Linked DNA regions of Mus musculus: region 2 is linked to region 1. Evidence: chromatin loops called from intact Hi-C (ENCODE). Cell type or tissue: heart. All regions are shown on one strand.

Evidence for each region. Peaks named below come from ENCODE experiments on the same cell type or tissue, not always from the same donor. Only the 100,000 strongest peaks of a DNase experiment are listed, where the experiment ranks them.
Region 2: it touches region 1 in a loop (4-fold over the local background); 5 of 42 quality-filtered maps call a loop at or near these places.

What each region holds. Positions count from the first base shown.
Region 1 is chr8:121,389,927-121,397,926 of GRCm38, forward strand. No RefSeq gene overlaps it. Among named protein-coding and RNA genes, the nearest start is that of Gm26747, 25 kb to the right of the region's middle. In heart, CTCF peaks have their summits at 850 and 3,425 (motif pointing left); DNase peaks (open chromatin) are centred at 3,395 and 5,545; H3K4me3 peaks cover 855 bases; H3K27ac peaks cover 3,907 bases; H3K27me3 peaks cover 3,613 bases.
Region 2 is chr8:121,225,826-121,233,825 of GRCm38, forward strand. No RefSeq gene overlaps it. Among named protein-coding and RNA genes, the nearest start is that of Gm33739, 16 kb to the left of the region's middle. In heart, a CTCF peak has its summit at 3,271 (motif pointing left); DNase peaks (open chromatin) are centred at 3,273 and 3,879; H3K27ac peaks cover 2,025 bases; H3K27me3 peaks cover 467 bases.

The sequences.
Region 1 (8,000 bases):
AAAGCTCTAGAAAGCAAAATGTAAACTGAAGTTTATGCAGAAGAAAACAGCCAAAGGGCTAAACATGCAAGAAACTCACTAAACAAGAAACGGAACCCAACATGAACCCAAAGCCACTCTCTCTGGCACCTTCGCTCCCTACACAGCCTGGCTCTGCTTCCAAGTTCATCCACTCAGCTGGTCACCCCATAAAATGCTACCTAGTGAAGCCTGTTAAGAACGTGTGGGCTAGGGGGTGGGGGTCTAGCTCAGCCGATAGGGTGCTTGTCTACCATGCAGGAACCCCTAGGTTCCATCCCCTGGTATCTGCCATCCCCACCCTCAGGAAGTAGAAACAGGAAGATCAGAACTTCAAGGTCATCCTCAGCTACATCGAGAGTTCAAGGCTAGCCTGGGCTACATGAGATTCTTTCTCAAAAAGGGAAGTTTAAAAAGTATTTTAAAAGTACTGTCCTGAACCCAAGCTACCAGTTCTCCCTGGCTTAGCCCTCAGGGCGTGTTAAGTTTCTTTAAGTGTCCAGAGAGGTTATTGGCATTGTTCTCCATCTTGACTCATTGGGAGACGCCACCAGGTGAGTTTGGAACGACCACTGGTTTGCCTTCAGTGTGGTGGAGTTTGCAGAGTGGCTGCAAGCATGGCTGGGGGGTTCCAGAAAGCCTGGGGCGTTTATGCACCACAGGCCTGGGCTCCAGTTAAGGGAGAGTCGGCTACCAATGTTGTACAAACACGAAAGCGAGGTCCAGGACACCGAGTGGGCAAGGGGATGAAGGGAGAGCATCATACAGAACAGCAGCAGGGAGATGGGTGAGATGCAGGAAGCCTTCCTCCACACTGTGGAACCACTGCCCCTACCGGCCAAGTTATATCCCCAGACAGAGCCACGGCGGCAGGAGAGATCTGAACTACCCTGCTCCTGAAGGGCATGCAGCTAGCTGGGAAGGGCTTTGCCTCCCAAGGCTCACTCTCCTGAAGTGCAGAAGAGTTTGCACAAGAGCCTGGCGGGTTTGATCTGTGAAGCTCGTTTGCACAAAGGAACGTGGAGACTTCCTCCTCACACCCAGTTCAGACGTGTTAGCTGATCCCTAAATGTCAATCCAGGGTTTCCTGTCTCCTTCCAAAAGAACCACACGATGGTAGGCAGGGATATGCAGAGGGGCAAGGTGAGACTCCTGGGATCCTTCAGGACCAACTTCCCCTGAAGCAACAGAGGTGGGGGTCCTGGGGTGAAGGCTGCATACCTCCAGAGTCTCCTGGTCTGAGGGTCTGCGTTTCTTTTTACCTTTTAACTAAAACACGGCACCAAAGATGGGCCCTGATTGCCTTCAGCTGTCAGGGAGGACCAGAGAGCATCTCCCCACCTTTATGCCTAGAGATCAATCATGCCTTTCTCGGAAAACAAAAATTGAGAAGTTTACAAACATAAGATGCAGTCTCTGAACCAGCACGCTATTGCTGACGCTATTGGTGACAGATGCAGCTGATGCCTGCCAGCGACTCGGGCCTCCCAAGATGCTTAGTCACTCCCACATGTAGAGGGGGAACTGAGTCTGCATTCTCCCCTTCACCGGGAGGAAAAAAAAATCTCCAAAGGGGTGGGGTGGCCGCACCAACCGTGAAAACCCACCAACTTGCCAGGCAAAGGGAAGTGGCCAGGCACAGCCGGGCAGGCTGGGGAGTTCTCTATTTAACACTCCCCCCCCCCCTACTCCCCTCCAGCCAGGAGTTCTGCACATCAACCCTGAAAGTCCTGCTTTGCTTGGTCCCTGAAAGCTAAAATATTTTCAATTAAATGAGAAAATGTTTGCTGCTGAATGGCCTATTACAGCTGTCACCATCCTGATTTCTAGAAATAAACAAGACTTCGAGAAGGCCGGCCTGGGCAGAAATGCAAGTTAACACTAATTGGTGGGTAATTAAATTATCCCCTAAGCCAACGTGCCAGGTGACCGGCTCTTTCTGTGCGTCAGCCCTCGCTCTGATAACAGCTCCTCCGTGCGACAGCGGAAATGTGAATGGCTCTTGCCAGAGCTGCCCCCTTTTATTCTCTAGAGCTTTCTACATATCAAATAGCTAAGAAGCCAACACACACGGGGGTTGGTTCACATTTTCTCCGGATCATCTTACAGAAGCTTGCTCCATACAAACAGGGCCCAACACACAAAGTTTATTTTCTAATGTGTTAGTATCTTGCACAAGAAAAATAGCGCTAAGTTACAGGAAGATTTATTTACATGGTAACTGTTCGCTGGTGTCTGCCGCTCAACTCAGAATGACTTTCTCCCAAAGGGCAGAATCTTTAAACCAGAACAGAATTTATTTAAACAGCTGGTGGTTTCTTTCTTTCTTTCTTTCTTTCTTTCTTTCTTTCTTTCTTTCTTTCTTTCTTTCTTTCTTTTCTTCTTTCTTTTTTTTTTGCACAATCATTTTATTAATACATGAACCCTTGCTGTGAACGGAAGGTAACTAACTCGTACAATTTGTAAACACATACAAGCATAAAAGCTGGTGTGTCAATCAATTAAAACTTCAAGAAACGATATGAGATTAATTGCTACCAGACCAGATGAAGTCACGCTTCTCCCTCCGCCGTTCTGTCTTTACCGTCGAGTGTGGAGCCCAGAGAAGCCTCCTCTCGCTCATCCCCAAGAAGAAAGAGCCCCATTCTCAGAGAAGGAAATAAATCTTTTTGCTGCTTTTGTGGAATCCCAGATTGTCTGAGATATTTTGCCGACACTCAGGCTGCCTTCTAGATTAGAAACAGCTCAGCTAATGGTTGCCTAAAAGAAATTAATGAGCCATGCTGTCCATCAAGGTCATCTGAAAATGTCTGTAGATTAAACACTCAGTGCGACAAATCACGGGACCACATTCTTAGGGAGACGGGTAGAAAAATGTTCACTTGAGGAAGAAGGTGAAAAATTCTTCCTGACCAGGAGACAGTGACAGGAGAGAGCTAAAGCCAAGAGCAGCCAGTGTCTGACAGGTGCCAATGGGAAGACACAGGGAGTAGCTCCGGCCCAGACTCTCCCCGCCATCCTCCGAGACTAGGTGCCCATCGTGACTGACACCTGTCAATTCAACTCTGCGGGCACTCGGTCTCCGTGGTGACCATGAGGGCAGAGAGTGTGTGGTCAGGCACCTTAATTCTGAGATATTAAGTGTCTCCTAAGTGCCCCACACCTCTCTCTCTCTACCCCCTAGGTCCTTTCCTAAGGATCGGACATTTGGTGACAGACATTTGGCCTAACTACTTTAAATAGTCTTTGATAGGTGGCACCTTGCAGAGGCCTCATAGAGGAGTCTCCTCTTTCCGTGGAAGTTCGCAGAGATGGGCTTGTGGCAGACCTCACTGTCCTGCCCTCCCCACCCCCACTCCACCCTCCTATCTCTAGAAGTCACAGCACCATCTACTGGGCAGCAGCCAGACGTCCCCAAGAAGGTTGCTTTCTGTTCAAGGGTCCAGAGTGAAGAAAGGAATATGGATTGGTGGGAATCACAGAGAAACGGTCGCCTGCCTCTCTGTATTGGCACGCTGATCTATCCCCCGTCGACCTACCTTTAATATATATATATATATGCTTTTTTTTTTTATCATTTAAGAGTTTTGTGTTAACAGAGAATTTCTGAGGTAAAAGTTATCTTCCCTTCCATTTACCCCTCTGTATACCTCCTGAGGTTACGGGTGTGAGACACTCACATACACACAAGCACACCAAACACACACATATTCAATGCACACATGCAGTCTCTCCCACGCACATGTGCACACACACATGCACACATACATATGCACATGCACAAATACACAATACACACACTTCCGATTTAGGTAAAGTGCTTTAAAAACAAATATTTGGGGTGTGTGTGTGTGTGTGTGTGTGTGTGAGCGTACACACATGCACGCATGTATGAATGTGTGCCCGTGGAGGTAGAGGCACTGGATCACCTGAAACTGGAGCTACAGAGAGTATGAGCCACCCTATGTGAATGCTGGGAACCGGCTTGGGTCCCCTGGAAGAGCAGCAAGCACTCTTTAAGGCTCGGCTGTCTCCCCAAGTCCCCAGTGGAGTTCTCTAATCCTTCCTGGACCCCACGGGTTTCCAGAACACAAAGCACAAGACAGGAGTAACCCAAATATTATTCCAATTTTTTTCCAGGCACTTAAGCAAAATAACTTTCTCTCTTTTTTTCTTACATTTATGTAGCTTTTGTTATAAATACAATCACAGTCCAAGCCCACATCTGCCTAGTGTCGGTCTCTGGATTTTCCTATGCAAATAGCCAGCCACCCTTCTTCCTTGTGTCCGCTCGTTCTGCAGTTCAAATATTGCTTTCTCTTTGTAACGAAAGGCAAAGCACTCCCGTTACCAGAGCGCCTGCCTTACATGTGTGTTTCTATATAAAGATAGAATTTCCCGTGGCCAAGAACATTCATTTTTGTTTTCTTTACATTTTTTCCGTGTTTTAAGACATTGGGAAGATTTTTTTTTAATTGGCAACTTAGGTTTACAAATTAAAATTACAATCAAATTTATTTTGTATCACACTTCAACCATTCTAAAAGAGGAACATTTTAACTGGGTCTTGTTTCTCATTATTATACATCATAAAAAAAAATAATAAGTGATCCTGGACCCCAAAGCCGGGCTTGCTATCATGTTACAGTGACAGGCTGTCTCGTTTCGGGCGTGTGGAGAGACCAGAGTATTTACTTTCTGTAACTTAATTTCTCACTCAATAGAGTTTGAAAGCTCTGGATATTATAAAGGCAAACTCATTTTCTGCCGGAATAAAATGAGAAAATGAAAATTTTGAAATTCATTTTATTTGGTAAATTCAGTAGGGACTCCCCATGAACCCCTGAGATAAAACAGCCCACCCTGTTTACTTTCCCCTTCTTTTAGAGCCTTAAAATGAAAATGGAAGTCCCTCCCTCCCCTTCCTATGTGATGTTTGTGTAGAAATTCTAGAATCTCCTTCCTAAATGGGGAGAGCAGAGCTCAGGCTGCCTGCACTGGCCCAGGAGAGCCAGGAGGCTGGGGAGAGTCACCCCAGAGCTGAAGCGGGGCTCAGGAGCTCGGGGCTGGAGGGAACAGAGGGAAAACTCACGGTTCTGGGTCCACTTCCCAGCCTGATCCTTATTCCAAAAGGAAACGAGACTGATTTGTGTCGAAACAGAAATGAGCATCAGGAAACGGGCAGTGCCGATAACCAAACAATCGATTGTAGAAACACAACAAATTAAAAAAAAAAAAAATCGGGTTTTTTTCCATAATGGAAAAGCGAGTGAGGAGGGGGAAGGCGGCAGGGCACGTTTTAACTTTTTCCAGGGCCTGCACTGGTCCCAGGTCAGTCTAAGTAAGAGCTTGGGGTATTAGCCTGTGTATCCATGTAATACGAAGGCTGCTTTGACTGGCTGCTGTGGATCAGGCTGATCGAAACCTCCAAATTCCCTGCGTGAGACGGCCATCGACTCTGCTGCAGATCTGCGGTCCCTGCCTTAAACTCAGCGGCCCGAGCCCCTGGGGATCTCCCTGGATGACAGGAAATGGGGACATGTTAAGGACATTTCATCGGCATTTGCCTCCAAGCTGGGGAGCCAGGATGGACATTTCATGATTGGTCCCACCACGAAGATAGATGGGGTGAGAGAGACAGGGTGTTCTGAGCATGTGGTCGGCATCCTGTGGCCTGGAGAACAGAGAGACTTCACCCTGAATTCCCATGAAAGGAATAAAAACAAAGAGTTTGCATTTTGCAGTGGGGCCATGTTTCAAATTCATTAAAGGGTGGTCCTCCACAGCTGGGGTGTCTCGGAAAAGGATGGCCATAGTTTCTTGTTTATGGTGTGGGGATGTGCATGGGTGCCGGTGTCTGTGTACATGTATGTGTGTGACTGGGGTATGAGTGTGCATATACACATATGGCATACCTATGTGTGTGTATGTTAAGGGGATGCATGCATGTTTGTGTCTGTGGTCTGTGTATGTATGTTTATGTATGTATGTGTATGTGTTTATATGTTCATGTGTTTGTGCATGTCATATGTATACACGTGTGTGATGTGTGTGTGTGTGTGTATGCATGTGTGTTTTCTTCCCGAGATCAAAAGGATAAAGAACTCGTTCCTCCAGCCAACTAAACACTGGCGTGCAGAAACGCAGAGCCTGTGTTTAACAGTGTCCTGCAGGAACCCGTCTTGAATTTTTTCAAGTCCTCTCTTTGATCAAAAGCCGGCAGAAAATTCCATTTCTTCTCGTTCTGTTGCATTTAACACGGACTAACACAGGGTGAGTTTAAACAAACAGCCGGCTGGAGCATGAATACGCCTTTCAGTCTGTGGAGCTTGAGGTGGGCTGGATCCAGGGGAGGGGTGGCAGGCAGGGGATTAGCTGGAGGGGAGAAAAGCTCACGAGTTTAGGAGGCAGCAGCTAAGACTGTCCAAAGCCCCTGCAAGGAGACCTAAAGCTGTCTCCACACCCGGAGCCCGAGCCGCACCAAGAGGCCGCACTGTTGAAATTCTTCTGCCTGGAAGATAAATGGCCTACTTTACTCTCAAGTGTCAAGTAGAGAAAACAAAACAAAACAAAAATCCCTTCCAAGTGGATTTTCGGAGGATAATCCGCCATCAGCCCGAGCGAGCGCAGCAAGAGGGAGCCTGGAAAGAAGGGGAACCGGAGGGACTTCCAACTCCAGCACCCAAGGGTGGGATGCAGGGAGCCGAGAAAGGCCAAGGCCAGGCTCTGGTACCTTTGAGGTGCGGCCTGAGGCTGGCTGCCCCTGACAACAAGGCACCCCTGTTAGCTTTCTCAGGTCTAGACTCCAACAACTCAGACATGCCCCGAGCACTCTGGCCAATGAGGCCCTCCAGGGTGTCACAGCCGTCCAACACACTTCGGCATATAGGCTTGGGACTGCTGTGGGTGATAAGGGTGGGATTTGGGGTGTTTCTGAGTCCAGCTACCCCAGTAAAGAGCTAGCTCAGTGAGATTTCCTATGTCATTGTCTCTGCTGCTGGCTACCTTTCACGCTGATGCTTCCGTTTGAAGAAGGCCATTGCCAGCCCAGGCCATGACAAGCTTCCTTGACTGCTGAGGTCTGAAATCTCCCTCAACTGTCACATCCTGCAGAAGAAGACAGTTGTCCTATCAGATGTCCATCAAAAGAAGTCCCCCCGGATCTCAGCCCAGCCAAGGCTGAGTCCAGTGGCCAGGTAGGTGGATAAGAGCAAAGAACCTTACAGGAGTCCTGTCCAACTCCTCCTTATCCTTCTCCTGACTGTGTGCAACCCTCAGAACTCAGGATGAGCATTGGGAGAAAGAGGGATGAAAATGGTCACCCTGAGCGGCTAGAGGCTGGAGTAGCTTATTAGCAACCACCCGGGCATGGCCTCAGGGAGGGCAGGTAATAATGGAGAGGCATTTTGTGGAGATTTGAGCCAGGGGAGATGAACCAGGGCAGTAATTACAAGCTGACAAGATTGAATTACCATGCGGAGGAGGCTCTGAGAGCCATCCAGCCGGTAAATGTCCCTCTAGCCCTTGGTACAGTCTGGCTTTCAACTGTGTTGGAGCAGGCTTAGTTCAAGCCTCGGGAAATGATGCGTCTTTAAGGTGAGAAAGGAACAGGGTAGAGCCTGGTCGGTCGCTATGCCTGGAACACACCAAACACACACTGCCCCCCCCCACCACCACCACCACAGGCTTTTTCTGAAGAAGCGGAAAACAAACCTTAGCTGTCACAAAGCACGGGCAAAAGAATTCAGAGATCTGATGTTCGTGGATGTGTGCACACAAACAATGCTTTGTTTAAATTTTATTTATTTTAAACAGCACCTTTGGTTCTTCTAGCCAAACAAACCCCCTCTTTCAAACTATCACCCTGACTCCCACAGAGCTGCCCCTCACGAATGTAAACAGGAGAGCTTCCCACCAGCCTCTTGATGGAATGTTCTGAAACGCCAGCAGCCACGCTTTCATTTTACGGCAGCCATGGCTTC
Region 2 (8,000 bases), 160 kb before region 1:
AGATCAGTGCTGACAGGAACCAGGGAACCACACACCGAGTTGCAGACACCCTCTGAGCAGCAGCCACAGTACTGGCTGCCTGTTCACACAGGCCTTGGGCCATCAGGCTGAGCTCTAGACTCTTTCAATGAAGGCCCGGGGGTGTAGCTGGTTGCCCACTACCCATTGGAAGATGAGCTTGAACAATTCAAAACTTCCTCTTCCTGGAGTTACAGACAGGTATCCATGCAAGAGAGCATCTGCACACATTGCTGATGTGGTTTGCAGACCACAGGGAGGCAGCAGGGAATCCTTGGCTTTCTGCTGCTTCAGGGTCAGCTTTGGCTTAGCGTTGCTTAAAAACCATTCAGCTCTTTTTCCATAGGTTCTCTCTGGACCATGGGATGGAGCCCAGAGCATCAGCACGGCCCACTGTGAGCATCCTCTGGATGCTATAGTAGAACATGTTCCACAAAGGAGGTCTGGATCTTTGGCACAGGTTGAGCAGGTCCCTGAACAGGCCTGGTGGATAAACACCATGAGGTTGGGATGCGCAGGAAGCGGGTTCTGTAGGTGGATGCACCTGGAAACCAATGCCAGCCTTAAGTGAGGGACGCCTCTGCCTCTCACTATTCTGCATCTTTGAGACTGGAAGAATCCCATCAGCCCCAGCTCAGAACCATATGCCGGCTCGTTCCTGGGCTGTCTCCAGATTGTTTTATCCCCAGGAAGCAGTCAGAGAGGTAAGAGCATATGGACCAGTAGCGGCAGGTGTGTCTCCATCAATGGTACCCTTTGGTCCAAAGGCACAGAAGCCAGTTCTGCGCCTCACTCTGCTGACATCTAGAGAGGCCGCCGCTCTTCCTGCATCCACTCACCCACAGGTCTGTAACTGTCTGCTGGTAACCTGGTAACAAAGTATCACTTTCTTTGTGCTTGAACAGCAGCCGTTTATCACCCCCCCTCCCCCCCCAAGGCGCTGCAGAGCTGGTCTTCCGAAGCCTCTCTACATACCTTGTAGAAACTATCTGCAACCTGTGTCCCTCTTTTTACGTTCATCCCTTTAAAATAAAGTCTATGCTCCGGGTGTCAGTTCTATTGGGTCAGGGTCACCCCCCCGACTCCTGTGAACACAGTCACCCTTCAAGCGACCCATCCCCAAACATAGCTATATTCTGAGATCCCAGGGCTGAGGCTTCATCCCATGGGTTTGAGGGGTCCTTTTGTTCATGGTGAGGCTAAGCCTAGCTGGCAGCAGGAGCCGGTCTATCCTATTTGTCAGTAAGATGGATGGTAAGTGGTGAATGGGGTGAGGCCTCTTCCCCTGGGCTGGCTGCGGTAGAAGTTACATTGTGCTTCAAGCGAGCATCTGAGAAAGGTGAGGCACAGGAGGGGATGCCCAGGAGAAGCGGCCAGGCAGGGGTTATGCTCAAGGGACGGGGCATCTTGAACCCAGATTGAGCTCTGAGTATTGACAGGTAGGGGAAGTTGACCTGCAGAAGTGACAGGTGTGTCACCTGTGAGGCTCTAGGGACCTAGATTTCCCTTTTACTGTTGTTATCAGCAATTAGAAGTCTCTTTCCCTGGGGGAACAGGGAGGGAGGGCTTAGCAGGTAAGGGGCTTTCTATGTATGCATGAGGAAGACATGAGTTCAAACACTTGCACTTGTGTAGAAATCTGGGCGTGGTATATGCCTGTAAGCCCAGCCCTGGAAGGCACAGACAGGTGGATGCAGAGAGCCCGCTCACTCGCTGGCCAGCCTAGCCAAAATGGCAAGCTCAAGGTTCAGTTTGAGACCCTGTCCCCAAAACCAAGCTGGAGAGTGATAGAGGAAGACAGTGAAAACCTCTGGTTTCCACAAGAGCACCCCTGTGTGTGAACACATGGGCATTAGTGTGTGCGTGCACACACACACACACACACACACACACACACACACACACACACACAGGCACACCACATGCCATGCATAAAATCATGCTTTTAAAAAATGAAGTCCTCCTCCGGTTGTTCTGACGTAAGAAGAGCAGCGGTGAGTGATGGAATCCTGGCTGTACCGTCACCTTGGGGAGGCCGTCAGCAACCTCCACCCACATCCCCTGACTAGCCATGAGGCAGGGTGCTGGGCTGCGGAGGCGACCCAGCTGGATGGCATTACCGCGGTTACTGTAATAGAGAACAGGATTCGCTGACAAATTTGATGCTTTCTCCTATGGCTGCCGTGAACTTGACAAAGTGTGAGGCAAACCGCAAGCCGTCAGCATCGGGCAGCAAAACAAAAACAGGCTGGCAAGAGAGGAGGCCATGCTGCGCAGGGTCGGCGTCAGCGCTGTGGTTCTGGGCAGAGTTTGCTGGGCTAGGAGATACTGAACACGGCGTGGGCAGGGGCAGGGGAGGTGGGAGGGCGGTGGGGTAGGCTCAGGTCGAGGCCAATGTGGGGGGTGAGCTGGGGTCAGCTTGCTTGCCCTGTTCCCCTCCATCATGAGCTCTGTGCCGGGCACTTGGCCCCCAGCCTGGACAGGGCACCCCCTATAATAAGCAATCAGAACTCTGGGTTCCTTGGAGTGGTCTTTGTTGGCGCTGGGACCCAGTATAGAGCAGGTCTCTTGTCCTTAGGCCAGTGCAGATGTTCACATCTGTTACGGAAGACATTACTGACCCTCCCGGTTTAATCACCGAGCTCCACGTGTGCAGCTAACCTGTCAGTGCTGTTCCAGAGCCTGCTCTGCCATTGTGAAGGAGGTGAGCTAGTTAAACCTCAGGAAATGACTGTGTTGTCTAACCCAGCTCGAAACAGGCAGTTCACGGCCAGGAGGACAGACAGCAGCTGGAGGCAGAGAGGATGGTAAGAGGCTTTTAACACATTGCCTGGTTCTGCAGGAGAGCTTCCACTGAGACCACACATAGGATTTAGTTGTCTCACCAACATGGTAGGCATGTCCCCTGTGGCCCATTTTCTTTTGCATGGGAGAGTGTTGGGTCAGCGTGGGTCCCCAATGCACCCCAACACTGGCACGTGATCAGGTCATGTAGGAAACCCTCTACTTGGAGTATCCTGCCTGCTGTCTCAGAATCCCCAGCTGCGTTCACAGAAACTCAGCTGAAAGCTTGCTCATCTCAGAGACCCCTCCAAACCAGAGGGACAAGGGCATGTCCTGCCTACCTGGGACTGGGGTAGGGCATCAACCAGTTTCTCATTTCTCATGGTCAGTCAATTTGGGACCATGAGTCTCCTAACATTTGGCTGCTCTGGGACTGGAGCATGTTGGCAGGAAGTCATTCCAGCGCCCCCTTGTGTGTGGGAGGAGTAATGGCAAAATCGGCCACTGCTTCCCACCAATGTCACCAATGGATCTCAGGACTGAAAGACATGTCCGGTAGTAAAAAATTAAGCCTTTCCTTTCCCTTCTGGTTTTTATTTACATTTTCCTTTTCTCTGTATGTTCAGTGATCCACCTCTGCCCATTTTGCCAGCTCAACCTTTCCCATCAGTTTGCACCTATACCCTGTCTAGCCTGGTGTTTTTTGTTTTGTTTTGTTTTGTTTTTGAGTTTGGGTCTGGTAATGGCTATTGTGTTTGGCTTGAAGTCTCCCTGGGGACCCATGCCACCGATATCCAACCAAGACAATTCTACGAAGTCCCCTCAGATCTGTGGCCCGTCCTCTAGAGCCATGCTTTAAGACCATTGCCACCAAGGTTATCCAAAGATTTGCTCCCCTGTGACCTTCAGATCTGGAGTCCTGGGTAAAGCCACGTGGCCAGGGCCCCTGAAACCAGGGACAGGACCCACTAGCAGTTCCTGGGCCTTCTCTCCTCCCCGCCCTCCATCTGCAGACACTTTCTAAGACTCTTCTTCATTCTTGTTCCTCAGCTGGTGGCCCATGGCTCTGAAACCTGACACCCCACAGGCAGCTAGTGATGTCTCAGGGAAGGAAGTGAGCCTGTGATGTGGACCGATAGGAATCTCAGTGTTTCCTCAGGGGACACAGATCACTCAGCGCTGGAGAGCTGACTGTGGTGGGTGCCAGGGATGAAGGACAGTCTATTCCCGGGGGGGGGGGGGGCTTCTAAGATGAGGTCGTTTCAGGGAGGAGCACAGAGGAAGCCCCAGGGAGAACTTGTCAGTCGCCAGTCCTGGAGAGAAAGCCCATGTCCCAACGTGAGCCTTTTATGGAGAGCCCTGTGTCACATGGAAGCCTGTGCCCGTGGGGTGTGGGGGCTACTTTTCCAGCTATTTTCCCTGTGACTGACTGTGAGCCTGCTCTTGGCTTATAAAAAGTGTGTGCTGAAGAAGCCACACATCAGGCAGGCCCCAGAGCCTCCTGGGAACTCATCCCTGCCCACAAGCACCTCCCCACAATGGAAAGAGCACCTCAAATTGTATTGGGTGACAGAGATGTGGCGACCATCTCTACCTTGCTGGGTAACTGGGATTCCTGGCCAGTTTTTTTCCACCTCTAAATTCTGTCTATGGGTTTCATTACAGTTTTGATTAGAATAATTATATATCTACTTTTTATAATAATAAATTATAATATAGTAAATAATAATAATAATAATAATAATAATAATAATAATAACTAGTTTTTGAAACAAGACCTTACCATGTAGCCTAGGATAGCTTGGAATCCACCATGTAGTCCAGGCTAGCCTTGGGATTCCAGCAATTCTTCTGCTTCAACCTTTCAGGAGCTGGGATGACAGGCATGGGCCGCCCTGGGCCACACAGCTGGTTAAGCAGGAACTGGGCCTTTGCAAACCCAGACACCTCTGAGAGTGAACAGCCTCTGGCTCTCACTGACCAAATCGTGCACTGACTTATTTAATTAGCGACTGATTCACGTGCAGATTTTGAGACAGGGCCTCGGGATGGATGAGGCAGGGTTCGTTTGATGGCTGAAGACTGACAGGTTCTCCCTGGGGACTCCCTCTGGGCTTCCCTGTAATATCTCTAGTCTCAGAAGCTCCCGGGATGAGACACCACGGCAGCCCAGGCTGGCTTTCCACTCGTGCCTCCTGAGTGTTGTGAGTACCACGTCAGGCTGGATGGAGTGTTAACAGGTGGACAGTCGCTTCCGAAGGCACAAGCCCGTGGGAATTCATGTCCTCAACCCAGAAGCCTCAGGATGAACTGTCAGCCCTCTCTCCCCTGTTGCTTTACAGCCAGCTCTCAGGTAAATGTTCATCTTCCCCCAAAACGCCCTGAGTGGCACGGCTGCTAGACCCGAAGAACTCTTACTGCGTGCATGTTTTCAGTCAGGACCTTGAGCTCATCCCAGCGGGACCCTCCCAGCCTGGCTAAGGACGGGCTTGCCATCCCAAGAACACTGAACACTCTTAAAGGCATGGGGCGTAGTGAGAACTTTGACTTCCGAGTAACAGGTTGACTCACATTTATTGTATTACGAGATGAAAATGGAGTTTTAGACATTCTTCACCCATGATTTATGTTAAAGTCATGCATCATATGCTCATTTTATATTACAAGAATATATATATACATATATATGTATATGTGTATATATATGTATATATATATATATGTGTGTGTATATGTGTGTAATCATAGGGAACAAAAGCATGCAGGAATGAGTGAGCTTTGTTTTATGGCCCTGGCTCTTCAGCACCAGGCACGTAGAATGTATGCCGGCCTTGGAAGTATCTGTCACATATGACATTGGGTCTCCCAGCTCCTCTAACACAGGGTAAGACATCATCAGATTGCGGAAGGGAAAACCAAGGCCCAGAGGTCGGAAGCTGCTAGCCTGAGGTCACAGGTGTACGGCTGATCACAACCTGTACTGTGCACAAATGTGGGCTTCTTCCAGAGACTGGCACAAGAGGTAGCCAGGAATGAGCTGTTTAAAACCCTGAGTAATGGAACTTAATGTCACTCAGAAATGGGCTTCCCTCAGATGCCCCCATCTCCTATGTGTTATCCAGGTGCTGCCCCAACCTGATGGCCATTGGCTGGCCGGCCCTCCCTCCCTCCCTCCCTTCTTTCCTTCCTTCCATGTACCACCAGGCCTGTTTTATTCCGTGCTGGGTATCAGACCCCTAAGGGTCCAAGGGATAGCAACCCCTTGGCAAAGCCGAGGAGGTACAAACAGTTCCCCTACTCACCACCCACAAACCCAGGAGCGTCTCTGGCTTCCAGTGCACATGAGCCTTTGCCTCCTCCTGCCCCTGCCTGATCCCTGGACAGACAGGATGCTCTGCCCAGGGTCAGCTCTTCTGGGTTTGCCCAGGAGGGCAGAAAACAGCAACTTAAAGTGACAGGACTGACTTTCCTATGCTATGCCCCGGGCCTCTGAATCTCCCGGCATGCCTGGTGGCTGAGCCTGCGAATGTTCTGCAAGGTCATTTGGTGGCAGAATTGTGGCGGGAAACAGAGGCAGACACAGCCCAAGCTGGACTCCACTCAGTTCTTCTGGCTTCAAGGATGCATGAAAGGAACCTGCCTCACAGACAGCGTTTAACTTATGAGTTGTGGCCACCTCGGTGCAGGCATGGCCTCACTTCTCTGTTGCCTGGGAAAGCAACCCTGTGGCCCTGGCTTTGTTATCCACCATATGTTGCACAGGGGGTGGGAGAGGATCAATCTGTGTGACACTGAACAAGCTCTGTCACCTCTGAGGCTCTCTCTCCAACCCTGCAATACAGAGGGCAACTATATAATAGCTAGCCAGGTGGTGGTGCATACCTGCAACAACCCTAGTTCTTAGGAAAAGAAGCTGAGGCAGGAGGATGAATTTTTACAAGTTTGAGACTAGCCTGAGCTACATAGTCCTCCCCAGTAATAATAATAATAATAATAATAATAATAATAATAATAATAATAAAACAACTTATGGTTATATTGAGAACAACTCAGGATGGAACGTATTTATGCTCTCTAGCTCCTACTCTGCATGTGATGTTGGCTTTTACAGATGGACTCTGCTCTTTCTGTCTCAATGACCACAGGCCACAAATGCATGTCTCTCCTTCAGTGATTCAGTGGAGGCCGGTGGTGGACACTGAGGCTAGCTCCGATGTTGGAGTACTTGCTTATCATGCACCAAGCCCTGGGTTTGATCCCCAACACCACACACACACACACACACACACACACACACACACACACACGGTAACACATGATAGAACATGCACAACAGCCCAGCACTCCAGAAGTTCGAGGGCATTCTTGACTATAGAATGAGTTCTTGATGAGTTTGGGGCTAGCCTGGGCTACAAGAATGAAGACAGAGCGCAGACTCAGTGTGACCCTCCAAGGATAATGAAAACTTCTTCCTTGAACCAGGTAGTGTGATCAGGGTGTGGGGAACGCATGACGGAAGGTCACCTTGGTATCAAGAAGCACAGCTTTTGAGGGGACAGGCCCCTGTGCTGGGGAAATGCCCACAGTTTGCCCACTCCCAGGAGAGTGGCATGTAGCAGAAGGGCATCCCTGCCCCAAGTGGGACTAGCCAGAGAGTCAAAAGTGGCTGTGTGTTTGTAGTAACACCTGCCACCCATTACTGCCACTAAGCCGGGCCATTTAATCTCAGTAAATCTCAGAATAATGCAATTAGAGGAGATAACCTGGGCCCAGGACCGAGGAAAGTTTCACCCTTTCAAAGCCAGGCTTAGGATAATCCGCAGGGCAGCCATCTTCTTTATTTTCCTGTCAGCTAAGGTTTCTCTTTCCACTCGGCCCCCTCCTGCCCCTGCTCTTTTTTCCCAGGCCAAAAAAAAAAAAAAAGTAATGAGAGGAGGGGGAGAGAAAGAAAAAGGATACAGAGTGTGAGAGTTCTGAGACAGCAGCAGACCTGGGTTCTGTGTGGCATTCTGTCTCTTTTCTGATGATACACACACACACACACACACACACACACACACACACACTCACACATAGCACACACATATGAATATATACATATATACATACACACATATATATGCACACACCCATATATATACACATATACACATATATTTGTTTATATAAGCACATATATGCATACACATATATGCACA